Regions from separate parts of the Homo sapiens genome. Here region 2 is linked to region 1. The links are chromatin loops, found by intact Hi-C in ENCODE. Cell type or tissue: prostate gland. All regions are shown on one strand. Links, peaks and the distances in the headings refer to the core of each region. The heading gives the core; the rest is flanking DNA.

What was found. Hi-C counts contacts between places; a loop is a spot of excess contacts. Peaks named below come from ENCODE experiments on the same cell type or tissue, not always from the same donor. Only the 100,000 strongest peaks of a DNase experiment are listed, where the experiment ranks them.
Region 2: a loop joins it to region 1, with 4 times the contacts of the local background. A loop is called at or near these places in 76 of 110 quality-filtered maps.

The regions. Positions count from the first base shown.
Region 1 is chr1:235,780,452-235,792,332 of GRCh38, forward strand. LYST (lysosomal trafficking regulator) reads right to left here. Exons shown (of 53, transcript NM_000081.4): 12 at 11,248-11,674; 13 at 8,250-8,394; 14 at 6,749-6,922; 15 at 1,476-1,636; 16 at 414-604. Among named protein-coding and RNA genes, the nearest start is that of MIR1537, 67 kb to the right of the region's middle. In prostate gland, for the core only: no CTCF peak of the experiment used is centred there; no DNase peak of the experiment used is centred there.
Region 2 is chr1:235,507,800-235,519,680 of GRCh38, forward strand. No RefSeq gene overlaps it. Among named protein-coding and RNA genes, the nearest start is that of B3GALNT2, 9.3 kb to the left of the region's middle. In prostate gland, for the core only: a CTCF peak has its summit at 6,152 (motif pointing right); a DNase peak (open chromatin) is centred at 6,132; H3K27ac peaks cover 727 bases.

The DNA of each region.
Region 1 (11,881 bases), core at 5,874-8,373:
AATACATGTAACTAAAACTAACATTATAAATGGATATTATTTATTTATAAGTATGGAAAGAAAATATAATGAGCAACATTTTTTAGGAGTATGTCAAACTAACAAGTGTTATTTTCACTGTATCATAAACATTTTTCCTGAATAATTAGTAGGTATAAAATAAACTAAACTGATAAACTTTTTATAGAAATATAATTTCAAGGAAAAGGAGATATAAATATAAAGCCTGAAACAAATTTTGAAAGGAGATCAAAGTGTTTCAATTTTTTTCAGAAAAAAACATAATTCTAAGAAAAGAAAATGATAAGGAACCACATTAAAATCTTTAGAAATCTAATTCATAACTATACATTACAATAAATATACCTAAATACATTTACTATAAAATTAAAATTTATAAAATTAAAACTTACAATTAAGAGACCAATATCCACATCTTTCTTGGTCATAAAAAGTTCTCTGATTTGTTCACATCGCAAAATTTCTTTATTAATATATTTGGAGTAGTCATTGACTGGCTTGCCATACTTACATGGCATTACAGATGTATGGTTGGGTCCACAAGCATACAGATAAAAGGCCTCTTGTGAACCAACCTTAGCTCCTGAATAGCAGAAAAATAAAGTTAGTTATTTAAAACACCCTAACCAGAATTTTTCATAAAAAGCAAGAAACCAGGAATTATTTTTTGTAGCCAGATTCTTTCAGTTGTTCACTATATTTTATAAAATTGATAAAGCCTCAATTTCGAAATTGGTGTAACGAGAAAATAACCTATGTCAACTATGATGGAAGATGAATTAATGTATATAAAGTTAATTGTGAAGCTTTTAATTAAATCATAACATTTCCATTTGCTCCTTAGCCAGAAAACAGGTTTTCTGTTTTATTTTACTTTGTTGTATTTTTTAAATAATGGGAGCTATATCTTGGTAAACTCCATTTCTAACTAAAATTTGAATCAATATCTTTATTCCTTCCTATTTAGTCAATAAACACTGTCTGAATGCTATTATGTGTGAGGTTTAAGGACATATTTTTTAAAAATCATATATTTCATTTTTCCCTAAAATTTGATATTTGTATAAGATATAATAAAATTATAAAGGAGACAACCAAGATAAGTTTACTAGTCATGATGCTACATTATCCAGTATAAAAAAACGCTAAGTTAATATGAGCTTCTCTTTTTTGAGGATGGAAGAAATACATTTTTATATTAAATGTATATATCAATTGTAAGACACAACTAGATTACAAAAACGTTAAAATATTTTAAAAGTATATCTTAGAATCTTGGAAATACAGTACTTATTAAACACAAGTAAAGGAACATAGATGGATATTTTAGCCAGGTTAATTTACTTAGTTTAATATTTGTTAACTGAGAAAAAAAACTGGAAATGTTTCAAAGGAAAAAAATCTCACTCTGTCGCCCAGGCTGAAGTGCAGTGGTGCAATCATAGCTCACTCACCGTTGAAGAGAAGCAAATTTCCCAGGTCCCATTTTCCAGCCAACTGCAAAAACTCTTCTTGGGATGATAAACAATGGCCAATCATGCAAAATGTTTTATTGCTATCAGATGACAAACTTGTTTTTCTTGGAAGCATAAAATCCAAAGTAACATCAGGCTTCCTACATTAAAAACAAAACAAAGTTAAAGCAATGACTTTAGGAAGTCTAGTACTAAGTATTTTTAAAGTATGAATATTTAACAATGGGGAATTCTTTTTTTTTTTTTTTGGAGACAGAGTCTCGCTCTGTTGCCCAGGTTGGCACGATCTCAGCTCACTGCAAGCTCCGCCTCCTGGGTTCACACCATTCTCCTGCCTCAGCCTCCCAAGTAGCTGGGATTACAGGTGCCCGCCACCAGGCCTGGTTAATTTTTTGTATTTTTTTTTTAGTAAAGACGGGGTTTCACTGTGTTAGCCAGGATGGTCTCTATCTCCTGACCTCATGATCCACCCGCCTTGGCCTCCCAAAGTGCTGGGATTACAGGTGTGAGCCACCACACCCGGCCTACAATGGGGAATTCTTGAACAATTTTCTTGGGTCATTATCAGCTGGCACTGGGGCAAGAGAGGAGGGCTAATTGTTTGTCTCTTGGTCAAAGGTGCTGCAGAAAGAGGGGAGCCAAAGAGAGATACCTGATGATCCCACGGCAGGCCATGGGAAATGTGACTAAACATTTGCTGCAAGTTTTCTTTGCCATTTGACTTCTGTATATGCACCTTCCTGGTTTACAGATATAAACCAACCACCTCCCCTTAATTTTGCCAAGAAGTCTCCCATCTTGACAAACAATTCCAAAAACTGGAATCCATGACATTCCAAAAATGTTATGTCATCTATGAGGCCTTTGAAAACTAATCAGTAAAAACATAACTTCTTCAAAATTTCTGTCTAGCCATTGAAATGCCAATACTTTCTGCATTTTCTGTTTTCTTAATGCTAAGTGATTATGCAGCTTTTGATTAGTCTCTTTTGCTTCATGGATAACGGTGAAGGAATGCTTACAAAAGACAGTACTGGAAAAGGCAAAATAAGGCTTTCTCACAGAAAGACACACAAAGCAGGGAGGACTTCATCAACTAGTGAAACCACAGAGCTCTACCCCTAATTTAGGAATGTTTTAAACTCCATTTTAAGATAATGAGAGTAATCTATGAAGGCAAAGTCTAAATAAAATTTGTAAGATGAAGACAGGATAAGCTAACACGGGTAGCTCTTAATGAGAAATTCAACTTTGTGTATATTTATTTTAAAAGTTTTGCCTAAGGCTCTCTGTTTCACATATAACATATAAACTTAACTATTTTAATGTTTTTTTTTTTAATAAAGGAAAGATGTGGGATACATTCAATGACATACTTCTCCTTGACCAAATAAATGGCTGTGACTGAAACTCTATTGCCATCTAGTGGCATTATGACTTAAAATAGTTTTAAATTTTTTATTTTAAAAAATAGTTTTTCAATGAGAACATACGGACACAGGGAGGGGAACATCACACACCGGGGCCTGTCGGCGGGTGTTGGGGCAAGGGGAGGAAGAGTATCAGGACAAATACCTAATGCACGTGGGGCTTAAAACCTAGATGACGGGTTGATGGGTGCAGCAAACCACCATGGCACATGTATACCTATGTAACAAACCTGCACGTTCTGCACATGTATCCCAGAACTAAAGTAAAATAAAAATATAACAATGAAATAAAAATAAAATAGTGTTTTTAAGGGTGAAAGAAAACCTATTGCAGGATGAATGCAAAATGAATTAAACAAATATTAAGTATCTACTATGTGCCATATATTTCTGCCATATTTGTAAGCTGTTAATAACAACTAATAGAAAGTATTAACTCATTTTCAGTACTGTTACCTTATTTTAAAAGGCCTCTTCAAATGTATTCTTTTAGAAATTCTTTTTTTTTTTCTTTTAAATTGAGACAGGGTCTCGCTCTGTCACCCAGGCTGAAGTGCAGGGGTGCAATCATGGCTCACTGTAGCCTTGACTTACTGGGCTCAGGTGATCCTCCTGCCTCAGTGTCCCGAATAGCTGGGACTACAGCTACGCATTACCATGCCCAGCTAATTTTTTTATTTTTAGTGGAGACAGGGATTTTCCATGTTGCCCAGGTTGGTCTTGAATTCCCGTGCTCAAGCAATCCTTCTGCCTCGGCCTATCAAAGTGCTGGGATTACAGGCATGAAGCACCATGCCTGGCCTAGAAATTATTCTATAGCTTATAAAGTGACAAAGATACTAGAGAACCAAGTTTAAGTCAACAGAATAAAATATTTGTCCTTGGTCACTTGCTCTGTTAACCAATGAAATTAACTTGTGCCAAATGGCAAACAATTCTCTCAAAGGAGTATAGCTGTAAGTTGGTGGGTAAAAAAACAGAGTGATATGTGAATCAAGTGACCATGCTTACTAATTTCAGACTGTCCACAATAAAAATCTAATCTCTCATTCTGAACATTTCTAATAGTTTATGGTTCCTCTACCTGTCAGCTGACATAATTCAGAAAAAGGCTGCAGGGGCAGTAAAGCATAGGGTTTTAAAGCATGGGCCCTCCCTAGGGTCAGAGTTTAGGTTAAACTTTCAGCTCTACCCCTTACTTGTGGCATGAGTTTGGGAAAGTCACTCTAGGTCTCAGTTGCCTCATATGTAAAATTGGGATAATAATATACCTACTTTATAGTATTGTTGGGAGGATTAAATCAGGTAATCTGTATAAAGTGCCTAATACAGTGCCTGGCACATATTGAGAGCTCAAGAAATTGAGTGGAGAGTGCCTAGGAGAAAGGGGCTCTCTACTTACAACTCCAGCCCCAGCTCCATCTGATTTAACTATAGGTTCTGGAAACAAATTTGCTGATTGGCTACAGCTGCCATGGCAGCTATGAAGATCGAGAACGTCACAGACAGTATTTTATTTGGAACATGGAACATGGAAATTAGGCTTCAATTACGTATTTTTACATTTTTTAAAATGAATACAACAAAACTGAACTCTTAATTTTACTTCCAAAGCATGTTCTTGCTTGTGGCAGACACCATGGACTGTAAAGCAATCCACAAGCTCCTGCTCCCTGTCTCCCTCTATTATTGAGGCTGGACAGCTGTAAGCAATCAATTGCTGCAGCCTCCTGCAGTGATGCCCTGTCTTCCACCTCAAACTGTCCTCCTCCCACCTGCACAGGGCAAATTCCATCTCCTCCTTCAGGTCTCAGGTTTAATACCCTGTTCTTAGATAGGCCTTCCCTGATCCACCCATCGTAAGTGTCAAACTCGATATTTTCTGCCTCAGGGTTTTAAAGCATGGGCCTCACAGTATTTTTCATCATTTGTAAATATTCATTTAATTGTGTTTGCTTGTTGTCTGATTCCTCATCAGACTGTGAACTCCAGGAAGGCAGGGAATGTGTCTATCTTGTTTACCATTGTCCCCTAGGCCTAATTAATATATCAAGTGCTCAAAACACTGTAATTCCTCAATAAATGTAATGAATGAACAAATGAATGAATAAAAATAGGTTAATCTGTGTTAAGGGTATATGTTATTTCCATGGTCTAATCTACTTTGAGGGATTTTTGAGAGAATTAGATGATGTATATAAAGCACCTAGCAAAAGGTCTGCAACATAGTAAGTATGCAGTATTATATTCCCTTTGATTAAATCTAGACTTCTCAGCTTGGCATTCAAAGCCTGTTAAGTAGTCTCACCATGTCCATTCATTTTTATTTCTCATTATTCAACTTAAACTCATCCAACCAGCTTAATCCTCTACCATGCTACATTACAGTTTCGAATTCTCTATCTTCTTTCATGCTACTTCATTCAATACAATACTTCCCAATGCTTACAAATCGAAGATACCTTATAGTTCCTACAGGCTAAAATTTGACATTAAGATATTCCACAAGATGTTTCTTATTAACTTGGCTCACAATTCTCCTATGTGGTAAAAATCATACAGTACTCTCCCTGAATCTATCACTTGGTATATTTCTAGCACTCTATCTGAATCTATCACCTTATACATAGGCTAGTCATTCTAATTTCTTTTGAAAGCCTAATTTAATTTAGGTATTAGCCTTATTAGCCACTTAATTTAAATAATTATCACGGCTTCAGTTTTATAATATATGGGCTTGCAGGATGAAATTACAGATTCTGTTCTTTGATATATAGTTATACATAAATGTCTAAATTTCTGGGTATCTGCATGCTCCCCAAACCCAAATATTAATTTTCAACAGTCACTTCGACAGGAGGCTTATTTTGCATGAAAATGACCAATAGGAAAAAAAAGTCCAACTCTGACAGATTTGTAAGTTAAAGTATAGTAAATTTTTCAGAGAAATGCAAATCAAAACCACAATGAGATACCATCTCACACCAGTTAGAATGGCAATCATTAAAAAGTCAGCAAACAACAGGTGCTGGAGAGGATGTGGAGAAATAGGAACACTTTTACATTGTTGGTGGGTCTGTAAACTAGTTCAACCATTGTGGAAGACAGTGTGGTGATTCTTCAAGGATCTGGAACTAGAAATACCATTTGACCCAGCCATCCCATTACTGGGTATATACCCAAAGGATTATGAATCATACTGCTATAAAGACACATGCACATGTATGTTTATTGCGGCACTATTCACAATAGCAAAGACTTGGAACCAACCCAAATGTCCATCAATGATAGACTGGATTAAGAAAATGTGGCACATATACACCATGGAATACTATGCAGCCATAAAAAAGGATGAGTTCATGTCCTTTGTACGGACACGGATGAAGCTGGAAATCATCACTCTCAGCAAACGATCGCAAGGACAAAAAACCAAACACCGCATGTTCTCACTCATAGGTGGGAATTGAACAATGAGAACACTTGGACACAGGAAGGGAAACATCACACACTGGGGCCTGTCGTGGGGTGGGGGGAGGGGGGAGGGATAGCATAGGAGATATACCTAATGTAAATGACGAGTTAATGGGTGCAGCACACCAACATGGCACATGTATACATATGTAACAAACCTGCACATTGTGCACATGTACCCTAGAACTTAAAGTACAATAATAATAAAAAAAGAAACAACAAAAAATATAGTAAATTTTATTATAGTAAAAACCTAGAAGTTTCTGTATTCTGTTTCAGAAGCTATAATTGACTAATGAAACATAACATTGTAACTGAGATTGAGATGCATTTTCTCAAAATGCTTCCTACCTCTGTCCAGAGACCCATATGGAGATTTTCCCATGAATCCTCCTTTTCCCTTGGGGCTGCTGTAAGTAGGTGAGTACTAAATGTTGCCATTTGCTTGGGAGGAAAATATTCTCCTGTGATTCAACCTGTGCTAGTAAAACAGCTTTCATGTCATCATTTGAATCCATGCACACACTACAGAAAAAGAGAAAAGGCATAGGCTGAAAACATGAAAATTCTGACCTCAGTGTTTAACATACATATAGTAACTATAATTCTAAATAAGTAAGATTAAAAATCAGTTCTATTTTTTTTAAAGTGCTTGAAAAGTCAGTAGGTCTTCGTTTTATACCATAAGTTACTTAGTTATTCTATCATTACCTCAATTCATGAACTAAAATAGATTAGGCTCATTGGCTGGTAGTCATAATTTAGGCAATAATGTTCAGAATTCAGTTTGTAAAAAAATATATATTATTACTATTTATATAGCCATTGCCCATTTAGAAATTACAATGTATTATTTGGTTCATAGAAAAATTAATATAAATGTCTAAGTATTGGAGGTCTAATCTACTTTGTGGGATTACTGAAAGAATGAGGAGATAATGTACATAAGGCACCTAGTAATGTTTGTAACGTTTACAAAGTATATATTCCTAAATAACATACTGGTTTGTTTAGATTTGAGTTTTAGACAAATAGTATCATACTATTCATACTCAATACAAATAAAAGACCTGTATCTATACTACTTAATAAAGGAGATAGTATAAAAGGACAAGATAACAAGGAGAACCCAAGCTTATTAGGTAATCGCTATTAAATATATAATGCACATGGAAAACTTATGTCTGTTAATAACATCTTAAGACCATTACAATCTGATAGAATATTTCCATAGCATAAGACTTCAGTATTTGATCTAAAATCAAACAGAGAATTAATGTATTTTATTTACTCATTTATTTTTTGTTTTTATTTATTTATTTATTTTTTGAGACAGAGTCTCACTCTGTCACCCAGACTGGAGTGCAGTGGCGCGATCTGGGATCACTACAACCTCTGCCTCCCAGATTCAAGTGATACTCCTGCTTCAGCCTCCCAAGTAGCTGGGACTACAGGCATGCACCATCATGCCTGGCTAATTTTTGTGGTTTTTTGTTTTTTTGTTTTTATTTTTATTTTTTGTAGAGATTGGGTTTCACTATGTTGGCCAGGCTGGTCTCAAACTCCTGACCTCAGGTGATCTGCCTGCCTTGGCCTCCCAAAGTGCTGGGATTACAGGCATGAGCCACCACACCCAGCCGAGAATTAATATATTTTAGACTTTATGGATTTTTGGATAGAATAATACACTATTATAAAAGTGGTATTAATAGCTGTTAGAATGTATATATTTTTAAATGAGACTTTTTGTTTTGCTATAATGAACTTTTATTAGTAGATTTCACATTAATGTCTCTTACACAAATTATTTAAATACATTATCTATTCATGGGAGGCTGAGGATAATCAATACCGAAAGATAAGAGTGGCATTGTGGGGATCAGCCCACACTTGGATCATCAACGCTTTGGATCCCAGTGAAATTATATGAATACATCCTTCTTCTATGAGTCTTTCACCAGGATTTATGTACTCTGCACCTTCTGGTCTGTCGCTCTCTATAAGAAAAAGATGTTAGAATGATCAGTAAAATGGTTCGTAACAACTGAGTAGAAAAGTGAATTTAGAAGAATACAAAGCAAATTTGTTCATTTGTAGTAGGTTATCTACCCAGAATGTCTGAGCCTGACCTGTTCTAAACAACCATATTTTCAGAGTATAGATGTTAACTCCAAAAAAGCACGAGGGATGAAAAATGGTAATTCAGTACTTTAAAAGTTATTAGATATTAAAAAATGTATAATAACTGAGGACAATTGTGGGCGTAACCAGACCGCTATGTGACAACCTATTACAATGTGTACCAAGCTTCTTTTATCAACTATGACTTCACTGACCCTGGTCCAGGGAGCACACATCATTGTCCATGCCTCACACTACCAAAACTCATTCTAGAATTATCACAATATGGCATGATTTAAAAAAAAATATCATATTACAAATTTTAAGGAAAAACTCTAGTGTTTGAATATATTCATAATTTATATTCCCTGGTGAGTAGTTTTTGCATATAATTGCTAAGTGATTCTGAAACTCTAATGTTTCTTTAAGGCAAGCTAGGGTAAATGCTTACAGGCTTGGGCTATCTGGTTATTTATCTTGACTCCTCTTCCTCATCTTTGAAAACCCAGCACTGCCTGAAGATGTATGATGATCTACTTGTCATTATAATACATGTGACTTTATGTAAAGCTATGTTATGATATATCAAAATCCAAAATACATGTCCAAAGGCTCAGACTTTTAAAGAACACTACTGCTTATTAGACTGCATACATATTAGTTGCTATTTTTCAACAGGTAAAACCATGACCGATGTTAAAAAAATACTCCCTGTAGCGATGACAATAGTTTTAAAAAAGAAGAGTTAAGGTCACTGATTATTTTGAGGCTGCTGACCAAGATATATGATATACAGAGAACTCACATCTGATGTGAAATTTTAAAAATGTTCCATACCAAATATGAACTTCTGCAAATAAAAGAGTAGGACAAAACCAGTGTGTACCTAGGAATTATAGAGTAGTAATATTACAAATATTTAACTTAATGCTCACAACCATCTTATAAGGTAAATATATATAGGGTGACAAAATTGAGGTGCTGAGAGGTTAATTTGCCCAAAGGCACCAGTTAGTTTAGAGGTAAAAGGTATGATATCGCAGCAAAATATTCTTTATCTCTCTTCAAAACTTTTTATATATGTCTACTATTTTTAAGTGTTTATACAAAATCATCTTTCTAAAATATGTTTTCTAATATATCCTTAAAATAAAAATTAAGAAAAAACTTTCCAATATTTACTTTTCTCAGGTCACTATGTATATTTATTCATTTTATAAGAGACTGTTTACATTGAGATTGCCTCCATTAAAACATGAGAAAGCAATCTGCATAGCTTATAGTATAGTAGCAATGTTAAGGCTCTGGAATTAAAAACAGGTGGGTTTCAATTCCTTTCCATCACTTACCAGCTACATAACTTGGTCATGCTACTTAACTTCCTCTAAAAATACAGATAGTATGAGCACTTACTAACTTGTTAAGATTAAAAATGTATATAGAACCAGCTGAGCAAAGTGACACATACACAGAAAGCACTCAATGCACATTAGATAGCATAATAAATATTATCACATGTAGAGCTATCAGTTCTTAGGTGGCAAAATTCAATCCACAACAGAAAATTCTAGTGAAGGCATAGTGTCCTAAAACAGAGGTTCCACTGGATGAGAAAGATTTGTGGAATGAAGAGCTACTGAGGCCTGCATCTCCATGTACATATAAAACCCTAAACATCTGTCTCATCCAGTCATTTCATTCATTCCACAGGCCCTAAGAATTATCCTACCTACTTCACTTTCCATCACCATAAATTGCTTTTCAATGAACAGTTTTTTTTCTGCCCTAGTCATATGAGAAACAAGATGCAGTATAATAGCAATTCTTCAGTTAAAGAAGGAACTGGAATGAAATTTATTCTAATGTTGGAGAATGGCTGATGCATTTAAACATTCTGTGACAGGAACTAGGGGAGGGCCACTGAGGTAAGACATGGCATGAGAAGGAGAACTTGAAATAAAAGAGAGAAAGAAGTTTGCGACCAGCCTGACCAACAGGGAGAAACCGCTGTCTCTACTAAAAATACAAAATTAGCCGGGTGTGGTGGCTCACACCTGCAGTCCTAGCACTTTGGGAAGCTGAGGTGGGCAGATCACCTGAGGTCAGGAGTTTGAGACCAGCCTGGCCAACATGGTGAAACACCATCGCTACTAAAAATATAAAATTAGCCAGGTGTGATTGCTGGCGCCTGAATCCCAGCTATTCGGGAGGCTGAGGCAGGAGAATCGCTTGAACCTGGGAGGCGGAGGTTGCAGTGAGCCGAGATCGCGCCATTGCACTCTAGCCTGGGCAACAAGAGTGAAACTGTCTCAAAAAAAAAGAGAGAGAAAGAAAAGGAAATGGGGACTGTCTAATAGGGGCTGGGAAACAACAGAAAGAAAGGCAGCTATAAGGTTTTATCCTTTTATAACATCAGGAGCCACCCTAATCCAGTAATGGGACCAGGAGAGAAGTCACATAAGGAACTTTAGGGGCTGATGACCCCAGAAAAAGTTGTATATGTGGTGTCCCCTTCACCCCTATAAAAAACTAAAGTTTCCGTAATAGAGATTCAAGGCTTTATGACAACTCATGCTTTGATAAGTCAGGACCTACCACCACTAAGTAAGGCATTTAAGGTGAAGAACATGTTAAGAGTGTTAAGAACACTACCACATTTTTACGGCTCAAGGAAAATTATAGTCTGAAAACAATCTTTGTGTACAAATCAGATAATCCTGTCATCATACCTGTACCATCAAAACTGCTATCTGGTAAAATTAATGATTTGTTTCTTTTCTTTATCTTCTTTCCTTTTTCTGTAGTACTCTCAGCTTCATGGATACACTCCACATTAAACCACAGGGAAACACTGAAACCTTCTGATAGGTGTGGCCAGCAGTTTTGCCCCAGCAACGGCAGGTGGACTGGGGCTATGTGCCAAGATGAAAGCAGCCGATGGGGAAAACTCTCTCTATCAGCCTCTTTCTTGCTCCGTGAAACTCGTGCTCTTCTCAATAAACCCATGGCCTTACTGTTTAAAATCCCAGGATACTTTTGTGATGAAACACCGTTGCTTAAATTTGGAGCGTGCAGTAAAGGGAAGGTTAGATACTGTGAAGGGCTCATAGTAGTATCACTTTCAATAATTTTCAGAATACCCAGAAGAAGAATTTTCTAGAGAAAAAGAAAAACAAATGAAACTTTCTAATCACGTAATAAAGTACATAATAATCTTGAAATTTAGGTTATAAATGAAAATACAAACATACCCACACATATCAGCATTCCTATTTAAATACCTTCCTATCTCCCACATCTTTAAAACTTTCATTTTCTCGTAGCTGAGATAAAATATGAAACAGATTTCATTCTTTTTTTTTT
Region 2 (11,881 bases), core at 5,166-7,665, 270 kb before region 1:
ACCTGAGCTAGTGATGACACGGCAATTAGGGAAATGTAAGCAATTGGTATGACCTTAGTGCAAGTTAGGAACACGGCAATGATGAGAAGGTGAACAGAAGGCAGAGGCCAGGTTGTAATCATAAACTTTGCTAAGGAATTTGGACTTTATTGTGAAGGCTCTAAAGAAGAATTTTTTTTTCTGATTACCAATGTAATACATGATTATGAAAAGGATCTTGGAAAACAGAAGAATATAAGAAATCATACTACATACAATTCATACATTTTTTAAAAGTTTTTTCATTAAAAAAATTTGCCATTCATACTGTAAGTTAGAATTTATATCCAACTATTTTCACCTAACCTATAAGCCTTCCCATATTTAATTAGTAGTCTCAGAAAATATAACTTAATCATTTGTCCACACTATAATTTCTTATCTGGTCCCGTATTATTGGACATACAGGTTGTTTCCATTATTCCACTATAATAAGTAATACTGGCACTTCTGTGCACAAAACTTTTTCCACATTTCAGATAATTTCCTTTTCTGATATTATTTTTAAGCCGCTTTATTCATACTGCTATTGTTTCAATGTGTATGTCTGCCTTCAATATGTTTCTCTTATCTCACCCTCATATTTTAAAAAAGTTCTTTATTAATTCAAAGGACAAAACTTTTCATCAATGAGATTGAATATTCTTATGTTCGTTAGCTGTTTCTATTTCTTTTGTTAATTAGTCATGTATCTTCCTTTTATCCATTTGTATAAGCCCTTTATTTTTCCTCAGTTTTCTTGCCTTCTAATTTTATAACTTTTAGGACACAAAAACACTTTAAATTTTTATAAATTCAAATGATCAATATTTAATTTTTTTCCATATTTTAGGATGATTCTGATCGTGAGATCTGGTCAATATTCTTGTTTGTTTTATTTAATGTTTTAATCCATTTGGAATTTATTTAGGAATATGGTGTAATGCAAGGATCTCAAAATTAATTAATTTTTTTCATATAGCTAACTATTGTCCTGGCCCATTATTTCCCTATTAGTTTATGACATCACCTCAATTTATTAAAAATTTTTAACATAATAGTATTTGTTTCCAAGCCACAGTTTTGCATTCATCTGTCCTTTCATCAGTACCGTAATACTCTAATGATCCTAGTTGTATAATATTTTGTAATCCAGAGGGCAATTCTCCCTCTCAATACTCTTTATTTCTCACATATATATATATATTTTTTTTTTTTTTTGAGACAGAATTTCGCTCTGTCATCCAGGTCTGGGCTCACTGCAACCTCTGCCTCCCAGTTTCAGGCAATTGTCTTGGCTCAGCTTTTCGAGTAGCTGGGACTACAGGAGCGCACCACCACAGCAGGCTAATTTTTGTATTTTTGTAGAGACAGGGTTTTGCCATGTTGGCCAGGCTGGTCTTGAACTCCTGACCTCAGGTGATCCACCCGCGTTGGCATCCCAAAGTGCTGGGATTACTGGCGTGAGCCCGGCCTATTTCTAATGAATTTTATAATAATTTGTATAGTTATTCGACTTTCCCCTAAACCTTATGTTTAATAAAAAACTAATGCATGGTTATCATAACAAACACAAGTAATGTAATACAAGTGTAAACAAAATATATAATGTTAGAATCCTTCAGCCCACCCCAATCTTTCTTTCCAGACTTAGCCACTATAGCCCAGATATTTCTTCTTGTATATATATTCTGAATTTTTCCAAATTTCTTTACTTTTCCAGTGATGGAAAGGGAGGAATCACCCTCCTTTTCAATCCCCATGTATGCAATCTGTCCCCTTAACCTGTATAACTCCAGAAATTCTAGTCCCCTCTCTCAATATTTCTAAGTACCAAGGCGTGTTCTCTTTTCCACGAGGTCATCATCAGTCTCGTTGCCACCTCTTGTTCCAGACTGCTCTAGTGTTCTCTATCAACCACCTCAACTCATAACCACTTCTCGAGGCCACAGCCCCAGATTCTTCTGCTTTGACCCGAAACACAGACATAGTGCCTCCGTTTATCCCCCAGTCACAGCTAAGACATGGCTGGCATGTTTAACAGACTTGTAAAAGGATTGGCCGGGCGCGGTGGCTTACCCCTGTAATCCTAGTGCTTTGGGAGGCTGAGGCGGGCGGATCCCCTGAGGTCTGGGTTCCAGAACAGCCCGACCAACAGGGAGAAAACCCATCTCTACTAAAAATCCAAAATTAGCCGGGAGTGGTGGCATATGCCTGTAATCCCAGCTACTCGGGAGGCTGAGGCAGGAGAATTGCTTGAACCCAGGAGGCGGAGGTTGCAGTGAGCCGAGATGGCACCATTGCACTCCAGCCTGGGCAACAAGAGTGAAACTCCGTCTCAAAAAAATAAATAAATACAAGAATTTAGCCTGAGAAGATACAGACAGAAAACTTTTAACTTGATATGAGATAAACTTGCTCCTATGGTCCCCCAATAGAGGTCCCTACTGGCTATCTCTTGCCTTAAGCCTTACCCCAGCCCTTTAATGACACTTCCAAGCGCCTTCTCATCCCTTCCATATGAGGGTCACTTCTTGCTGGTTCTCTTTTCTCTAGTACAGGGCCCAATTCGATCAGCCAGTGAAATAAAAATTGCCCTTGAACATCTCTTAGTTTAAAATATATAGTATGTATGTTTTTGTATATGTAATTCTGTAAAAGTATTTTTTTATTCCTCTAATTCTTATTTACTTATTTGGTAGGGATGAGCTCTCACTATGCTGCCCAGGCTGGTCTCGAACTCCTGACCTCAAGCGGTCCTTCTACCTCAGCCTCCCAAAGTGCTGGGATTACAGGCATAAGCCACTGTGCCTGGCCCTCTAATTCTTTATCATTAAAGTTTCTCGTCAGGCTTTAGTTGTTCACTTTCTTCCTCAAGGAAACCATCTTGCCTGGTCACTTAATCAACAAATTTCACTTTTTTTTTTTTTTTGGTGAATAGTTGGGAAACCTTAAAATCATTCAGATATTCTTTTCAGGACTCCTGGCACTCTGCCTCGGGTGGGTACACGCTGCCCTAGTAATGCGTGCTATTTAAATGATTGCTTCTCTTTCTTTTTTAAGCCAATGGTTGAATTCTTTTAAATTAAATGCCTGTGATATGACGACCAGATAATCTTTGCAGAAGACAACCTTTACACTAGCAGACAGAATCATTAACATTTCAGTCTGAAAGCATCTTGACTCGGGCTTCTCCAAGAAGAGTAGGAAAATAGACACTGCCAAACTGTCCTTCAAAAATGTGCTCAAGGAGGGAGGTTGGTGTAACAGGAACAGAGTGAGTGGTGAGGAGAATAATCGGGGATGATGTAGTCCCTAGCAAGAATATGATATAAATCATGATAAGGATTTGGGCTTTTACTCCGAAATGAAAGGGGAGTAGTTACATGGTGGGGTTTTGTTTTTTTTTGTTTTTTTGTTTTTTTGTTTTTTTTTTGAGACAGAGTCTTGCTCTGTCACCTGGGCTGGAGTGCAGTGGCGCGATCTCAGCTCACTGCAACCTCTGCCTCCTGGGTTCAAGCAATTCTCCTGTCTCAGCCTCCAGAGTAGCTAGGATTACAGGCGTGCACCACCATGGCCAGCCATTTTGTATTTTTAATAGAAATGGGGTTCTACCATGTTGGCCAGGCTGGTCTTGAACTCCTGACCTCAAGTGATCCGCCGGCCCAGCTCCCAAAGTTCTGGGATTACAAGTATGAGCCACCGCACCCAGCCTACATGGTGGGTTTTAAGCAAAGGAGTGACATGATCTGACTTATGTGTTAGCAGGAACACTCACATTGCTGTGTGGTGAATAGACTGACTGGGGGTGGGGAAAAATCTACCGTGTGGAGTAGCGGAGGAGATGATGAGTATCATTCAAGTCTTGAGAAAAGCTGCAGTAGCAAGAGCCAACCAGAAGATGGAAGAGGGATCCTGGGTGCTTCTATATGGAGTTGATCTATCTGAGGGTGCAGAGGCCGACTCTAAGATGCTGTGGTGCATCTCCCCAATTCAGGATGGAAAATGTTGACTGCAAAGGAGTCTCAGTTGAATCTCTCTCTCTGGGAACTGCCCTTGGCTGAAGGTGGCTGCCTCACCCAAGGGTACAGCTCCCTCCTGAGAGACAACCTGCATCCAGTGACTACTCAAGGAACGGTGTAAAGATGTGGGTAACTCTGAAGAGCCATCCCGTGGCCTCTCTTGCAACTGCGTCACAGTCCAACTTCTCCCTCCGCCCAATTCTGCTTTCCTCACTCCCTTACCGGCATTCCCAAGAGCAGTCCCCAGTAAACCTGTATACAACCCGTGTTTCAGAGTATGTTTCCATGGGAACCTGACCTAAGACAGCGATTCTGTTAAATGACATGAAAGATGATGTCATTTCTCTACCTAAAACCCTGCAAATGGCTCTCCAGTTCTGTTCTCTCACAGGGAAACCAGAGTCCCTTACAGTGGCCTGCAGGCCGTTGTCATCTGTAGGCCGTTGTCATCTGCAGGCCGTTGTCATCTGTAGGCCATTGTCATCTGCAGGCCGTTGTCATCTGCAGGCCTGAACCCCTCTAACCTCATCCTCTATTCCCCTCCTTCTCATTCAGTTTGCTCCAGAACCATCCTGGCCTCCTTTCCATCCCGAGAATAGGACAGGTACATTCTTTCCTCGGGATCTTTGCACTTTGTTTCTTCTGCTCTTCTTCCAGATATTTTCATAGCTTATTCCTTCTTCTTCTTCAAGTCAACTAAAATGTTGCCTTTTCCATGAGGCCTTCCCTGTCCCTTCTATTAAAAAACCCTGCTCCACCATCCCCAATCTCTATTACTCTATTCTGTATCACTTATCACTCTTTTTTTGTTTTGTTTTGTTTTGAGACAGTCTCACTCTGTTGCCCAGGCTGGAGTGCAGTGGTGTGATTTCGGCTCACTGCAACCTCCACTTCCCGGGTTCAAGCGATTCTCCTGCCTCACCCTCCTGAGTAGTTGGGATTACAGGTGCATACTACCATGCCCAGCTAATTTTTGTATTTTTAGTAGAGGTGGGGTTTCACCATGTTGGTCAGGCTGGTCTCAAACTCCTGACCTTGTGATCCGCCTGCCTCGGCCTCCCAAAGTGCTGGGATTAATGGCGTGAGCCACTGCGACCTGCCATGTGTCACTTATCACTCTTAAACATACTGTTCAATTTACTTATTTATTTTGTTTGCGGTTTATTGTCTTACTGTCTACACAGGGCAGAAATTTTCCCTCCCGTTTTGTTCCCTGATATATCCCAGAACCTGGAGAAGTCACTGGCATTTTGTAGGTGCTCCATAAATATTTATTGAACAAACAGTGAATGAATGAGTGAATCAATGAATTTGGGAATCTTTAGCAAGTTGATTGCAGTAGAACTCACAAGGTGAGATTACCCAGGCATAGTCTGTAGAGCGATGATGAAGGGAGACACCAACATTTAGGTGTGAGCAGAGGAAGTTAAAATTATAAAGGACATTGACAAGAATCCAGACTATAGGAGGAAAACAGGAGGATGTGTCACCCAAGACAAGATGTAAGATGGCAGAGGGAGTGCAGACGACAGCGTACAACCTGACCAACATGGTGAAACACTGTCTCTAAAAAAAACAAAAACAAAAATTAGCCGGGCGTGGTGGCTCATGCCTGTTGACAACATATGAAGCAAGATCAAGGCAGAAATGTGTCTGCTGATTTGAGAGTGGCCAGGTAACTAGCAGTTTCGAGGAATAGGTAGAGCAGAAGGGAGAGTACTGTGAGTTGAGGAGTGAATGAGAAGTAATGAAGTGGAAATGGTGTGTGCATTACTATTTTGAGAAGTTTGGTCATGAAGATCAGAACGAGAAAGAATGGGAGCTGGGAAGAGGGCTCTGATTGAAGAAGTGTGTGTGTGCATTTAGATGGGAGAGATAAGCCTGACTTGAGTATTTTAAGTGATGTATGGAAACAGCCAGTAACAACCATATAATTTGTAATCTAAATCAAGGTTTTGAGAGAAAAAGGGGGCAGGACAAATGCTAAAATGGATAAATGTCAAGACAACAGGAACTATCTGCAAACCAGACCATATGGTCTCCCTGTCCACGCCTCAAGTTTTCCATGCAAGTCATTTATCCTTACACTTAGTGGGCTATTTTTTTCTGACGGTAGGTGGCAGTAAAGAGCTTGCCTCTTTTTGCCTCGTTTGGTTTGGTTTGGTTTGGTTTTTGAGAAAAATTTAATTAGAGATTTTGGATGGCAACTAAGATTGGTAAAGGTTAGCTCCACAGGCTTAAACTCAAAATAGGAGATTTCAACTTAGATTTTACTTTGGGAAAATTCATACACGTTTTTGTGAAAAAGAATATCTCTTGGTTCTCAAAGAAAAAATAATTTTTGGGTAATTATAAAATATGTTGCATTTTCACACTGAGCCATTTTATCTTTAAAATGATGAACTTCCATCTTCTTCCTAATACAGAATAATTTCCATTAGTTTTATCACTTCTTTTTTTTTGAGACAGAGTATCGCTCTGTTGCCCAGCCTGGAGTGCAATGGCACAATCTCGGCTCACTGCAACCTCCGCCTCCTAGGTTCAAGAGATTCTCCTGCCTCAGCCTCCCGAGTGGGATTACAGGTGCCTACCACCACGCCTGGCTAATTTTTGTATTTTTTTTTAGTAGAGATGGGGTTTCACCATGTTAGCCAGGCTGGTCTTGAACTCCTGACCTCAAATGATCTGCCCACCTCGGCCTCCCAAAGTGCTTGGATTACAGGTGTGAGCCACTGTGTCTGGCCTATCCCTTCAGTTTTAGCACACGCATTGCTATATGCACACATTTCTTATTTGTGTATATAAATTTTCAGTCAAGTCTAGCTTCAGTAGACTTTGGGGGACCTTGCTATTGAAGATTATAAACATTTTAAAAAACTATAGGCCAGGCGCCATGGCTCACGCCTGTAATCCCAGCACTTCAGGAGGCTGAGGCGGGCGAATCACTTGAGGTCAGGAGTTCGAGACCAGCCTGGCCAACATGGTGAAATGCCATCTCTAAAAAAAATAACAAAAATTAGCCTGGCGTGGTGGCGTGCACCTGTAATCCCAGCTACTCAGGAGGCTGAGGCAGGAGAATCACTTGAACCTCAGGAGGCAGAGGTTGCAGTGAATCGAGATCACATCACTACACTCCAGCCTGCTGGGCAACAGAGTGGGACTCTGTCTCAAAAAAAGAAACAAAACAAACAAACCAAAAACCTATGACACATAACAGCAAATTTCTTGTTATCAAAGATAGGACTAGAGATGTCTAAAGATAAGAAGTTTTAGGAGTTCGGAATGGTAAAGTGAATGAGCACACCTTATTCAGGGAATCTTGGCAGAATCTAATGTCATAAAATTTAAAATTCAGAAATCTTTGTCAGAGAAAAAACAGAATCAAAATATTATCTGCAGATCCAGCAAACAAATTTGAGTTCAAAACTCAGATTTGCATTTATTAGCTGTGTGGCCTTGAGCATGGCAAGCACTTTACCTCTAGGTCTCAGATTCCTAATCTGTGAAATGAGACTCACAGGATATACTTCAGTGGATTGTTTTGAATATTAAATGAGAAAACATATTGGTAAAATTTATACATGTTATTTTCATTCTTTTCCCTAAACATGAATATGAAGACATCCAGATTAAAATGTGGCATATGCAACCTCAACCTTTGGAAAATATATCTCAAATGATTAAGGAAAAATATTAATTTTAAGAATTGCTTTAAAACAACAAAACCAAAAAAGCCTTGGTCATACCTTAATTCAGTAATTCTTCAACTTTACGTCTCAGATCCAATATTCTAGGCACTGCTTGACACAGAGAGCAGTTTTCTTACAAGGAAATTTGGGGACCAGAGGGGGTTCTTTGCATGTTTGGATAAGTGCTAGAATTCAAATTCCTTCTCCTGAGAGTCCTCTGCCTTTTTCGTTTAATGAACTCGGTTGCTTTCTTTATTTCCTCTTTCTATCCTCATTAGCGTAAAGCAAACTCTAAAAGCAATCCACAATATCAATCACATCAAATATCATGGAATGTGGCCTCAGTCCTGGAAGATGTCTACTCCATATAGGTGACTTGGTACATTACAGTAGATTATAGTAGCTGAAAAGTATCCTTTGGCCAGCCATTGTCAAAACTAGAGTCACTAATGAGATCACAAATGAGAAGCATTCATTGTCTCTATAAGACTTCCTAAAATGCCCTTATTATTAAGGGAAGTCCTGGCTTTCTGCCAGTATCACAGACTAATTTGTTCATTAGCTGGTTGACTTCTTGGTTCTTGCATATTTCAATGGCTAAAGTTTGTAGTAAGTTTGAGAAATATAAAGAGAGGAGTATGGGGAGGAGAGCTGGCGGGAGGTGGGTGCTGGAAATGATTAAGACCACTGGAAGGGAAAAAAATGGGGTATGATATCACCATGGAAACGAAGTTTACGTATTGCAAAAATTTGCCCAAGTTGGATAGCATTCATTCATTCATTCATTCATTCATTCATTCATTCAACAAACATTTACTCGGTGTCTTTGCATGCCTAGAACCATCAAAGTTACAAATGAGAACCAAACAAGCTTGGTTCTTGTCTTCACGGAGCTTCCATTCTAGTGGGGGAAGGTACACAAAGAACAAACACAAGTAGGTTTCCCCCTGGAAAGAATAACTGGCAGGTTTGCAGGCATTACCACCTAATTTCTTTTTAAAAAGAAACCTAAAGACTTCTTTGGGTGTCCAAAGGTCTAAAATTTTAGAAGTTCAAAATGGCAAAGTGAAAGAGCACACATTATTCAGGCAATCTTGGCAGTATCTAATGTCATAACATTTAAAAATCAGAAATCTCTGTAAGAGGAAAAATAGAATCAAATTACTCTCTGTAGGTCCAGCAGACAAATTTGAGTTCAAAACCCAGATTTGCATTTTTATAATTATTTACTTTAGTAAATTACTTACAATTTACTAAAATTATAAATAATTATAGTAAAACAAAAAAATTAACAATGAGCCAGCCTCCCAGTGTCGCTCAGGAGACCTCACGGCTAAATAAGTAATCACTGCTATCCCTTCCTCTCCAGCAGTCTCCATCAACTTGTTCTGCATTCAGAGACTGTTCTTGGGCCTTCCCATACGCAGCTCACATTTGAAACTCCTGCCCCTGGTGCCTTAATGCATCTGACTGGCAGCCACACAGCCCCTCCATGTGGCTCAGTTTCAGTGGGTAGGTAGGGAAATGCCGATTTGTTTGCATTGTGCCCCACAGGCTGATTACAGTAAAGGCTGTCACACAGAGCTCTTGCATACCTAACAGGAGACTTGGTGACAGTGAAACCAAGAATGACCAATGACTGTGTGTAAAATGAATCAAGGTGAGGTGTATTGAAAGCAAAGAGGTCAATTCAAAGGCTTAGAAATAATCCAGACAGTAATCAAGGAAGAAAGCAGCCATGTCACTGGGAAGAAAAACTTCTTGGGACACTCAGTATATTCAACACGATGAAGTAATTCGCCCTGTGACATGGACAAAAGGAGCTTTCCATGCTCTAATGGGCAGTAGGATTCCATAAAGTGAATCACGTTTAAAAGAGACACTCTTAAAAAATGAAATACGTGGCCATAATCCCAGCACCTTGGGAGGCCGAGGAAAGTGGATCACGAGGTCAGGAGTTCGAGACCAGCCTGGCCAACATAGTGAATCCCTGTCTGTACTAAAAATACAAAAAATTAGCTGGGCATGGTGGTGGGCGCCTGTAATCCCAGCTACTCAGGAGGCTGAGGCAGGAGAATCACTTGAATCAGGGAGGCAGAGGTTGCAGTGAGCCGAGATCGCGCCATTACACTCTAGCCCAGGCAACAGTGGGAGACTCCGTCTCAATGAAAAATAAATAAATAAATGAATAAATAAATATTGTTCTAATGAGCAAATTTAAAAAATCCTAAGTAAAATTTGGTCTCTTTCTCATTAGTGCTTAATGGTCTTCAATCACCCCAGTCCTACTTTGAGTATATACTAAATCCCTTTCAAGGACAGATTCTAGACTTTTCCCACTTTGGCTCATCTGAAAGGTTTCTAAAAGGATTGGTCCTTAATATTTCTTTTCACAACTTAATAGCGTGATTTGAGTTTATGCACACAGAAAGAGATTTGTTCGTACCCTCCTCTCCTCTGATTTTTAAACCTTGTTCCCCTTGTTCATTCTGTATGTTGAGATGTGATCTTGCTTTTAGGAGATCAAAGAAAAAGAAAAACAAGTTTCTCTCACATGTTTGTCTTCTCTTTAACAATCCACATTGTTTTTATATCGGCCCAAGATACACCATTAAAAGTTCTGCAAAGCTTTTAAACTTTGCAGAGTAGTTTTAGACTGTGTGCAGAGAAGTCTTGTGCCAAATTGCAGAGCCTGTTTTTTTTTTTTTTTTTTTTGAGACGGAGTCTCGCTCCCTTGCCCAGGCTGGAGTGCAGTGGCACGATCTCGGCTCACTGCAAGCTCCGCCTCCTGGGTTCACGCCATTCTCCTGCCTCAACCTCCCAAGTAGCTGGGACTACAGGCGCCCACCACCACGCCCGGCTAATTTTTTGTATTTTTAGTAGAGACGGGGTTTCACTGTGGTAGCCAGGATGGTCTCGATCTCCTGACCTCGTGATCCGCCCGCCTCGGCCTCCCAAAGTGCTGGGATTACAGGCGTGAGCCACTGCGCCCGGCCCAGAGCCTGTTGTATAAGAAATTAATTTCAAATGCTAGCAGAGAGGATGGCATTATGTTTTCAAAATGATGCTACATTAATTCAGCAAGAAAAGTTTAGAGCCATTCTGAGTCAGAGGACAGGATATTTTAATCTTAAAAGATAAAAGGGCAATTCCAAATAGCTGATTATGCATAGGGTTCATCATTCATATTGATGTAAGTATTATGGGGCATTTCCTCTGTGATGACAGGGCTAGATTCTACTCACACACACTAATAAACAGTTTTTCCTCCTGGTTTATACACAACGAGGTGAATGTCTCTTTCCCCTGATGAACTAGTGTTTGGAAACAAAAACTATAATTATCTTCAGTGGAGATGGCAATTGGATACCCCAGAGAATTTGTCTGATCTTTATAAGGTATTCAGCAGTGAAAATGGGGTTTTGCAAAAAGCCAGAAGACTTGCTTTGGAATCCTAACTGTGTCACTTACTAAAATTTTGACTTTAGATAAGCTATCTAATTTCCCTGAGCCTTAGCTTCCTTGTCTGCAGAATGTGAAAAATAATGACCACCCCATAGGATGAAAAAAAAAAATTAAATCTAACGCCATATGTGAAAGTACTCAGCATTAGTCAGTCCTTAGAAAATGTTAGTCTCAGCCTGGCACGGTGGCTCATGCCTGTAATCCCAGCAATTTGGGAGGCCGAGGCAGACAGATCACGAGTCAGGAGTTTGAGACCAACCTGGCCAACATGGTGAAACCCCATCTCTACTAAAAATACAAAAAAATTAGCCAGGCATGGTGGCATGCGCCTGTAATCCCAGCTACTCGGGAGGCTGAGGCAGGAGAATCGCTTGAACCTGGGAGGCGGAGGTTGCAGTGAACCGAGATCGCGCCATTGCACTCTAGCCTGGGTGACAGAGCAAGACTCCATCTCGAGACAATGTTAGTCTCCCCTTTCCTCTGTGAGCAGGAGGAATGAAGAACATAAAGACGGTTATTAGCTACTGCTGTGTCACAAACCACATGAAAACTCAGGACCAACTCTCAGCACTGATTTTTTTTTTTTTTTTGAGACAGTCTCACTGTGCTGCCCAGGTTGGAGCGTGGAGTTCAGTGGTATGATTAGAGCTCACTGCACACTTGAACTTCTGGATTTAAGTGATCCTC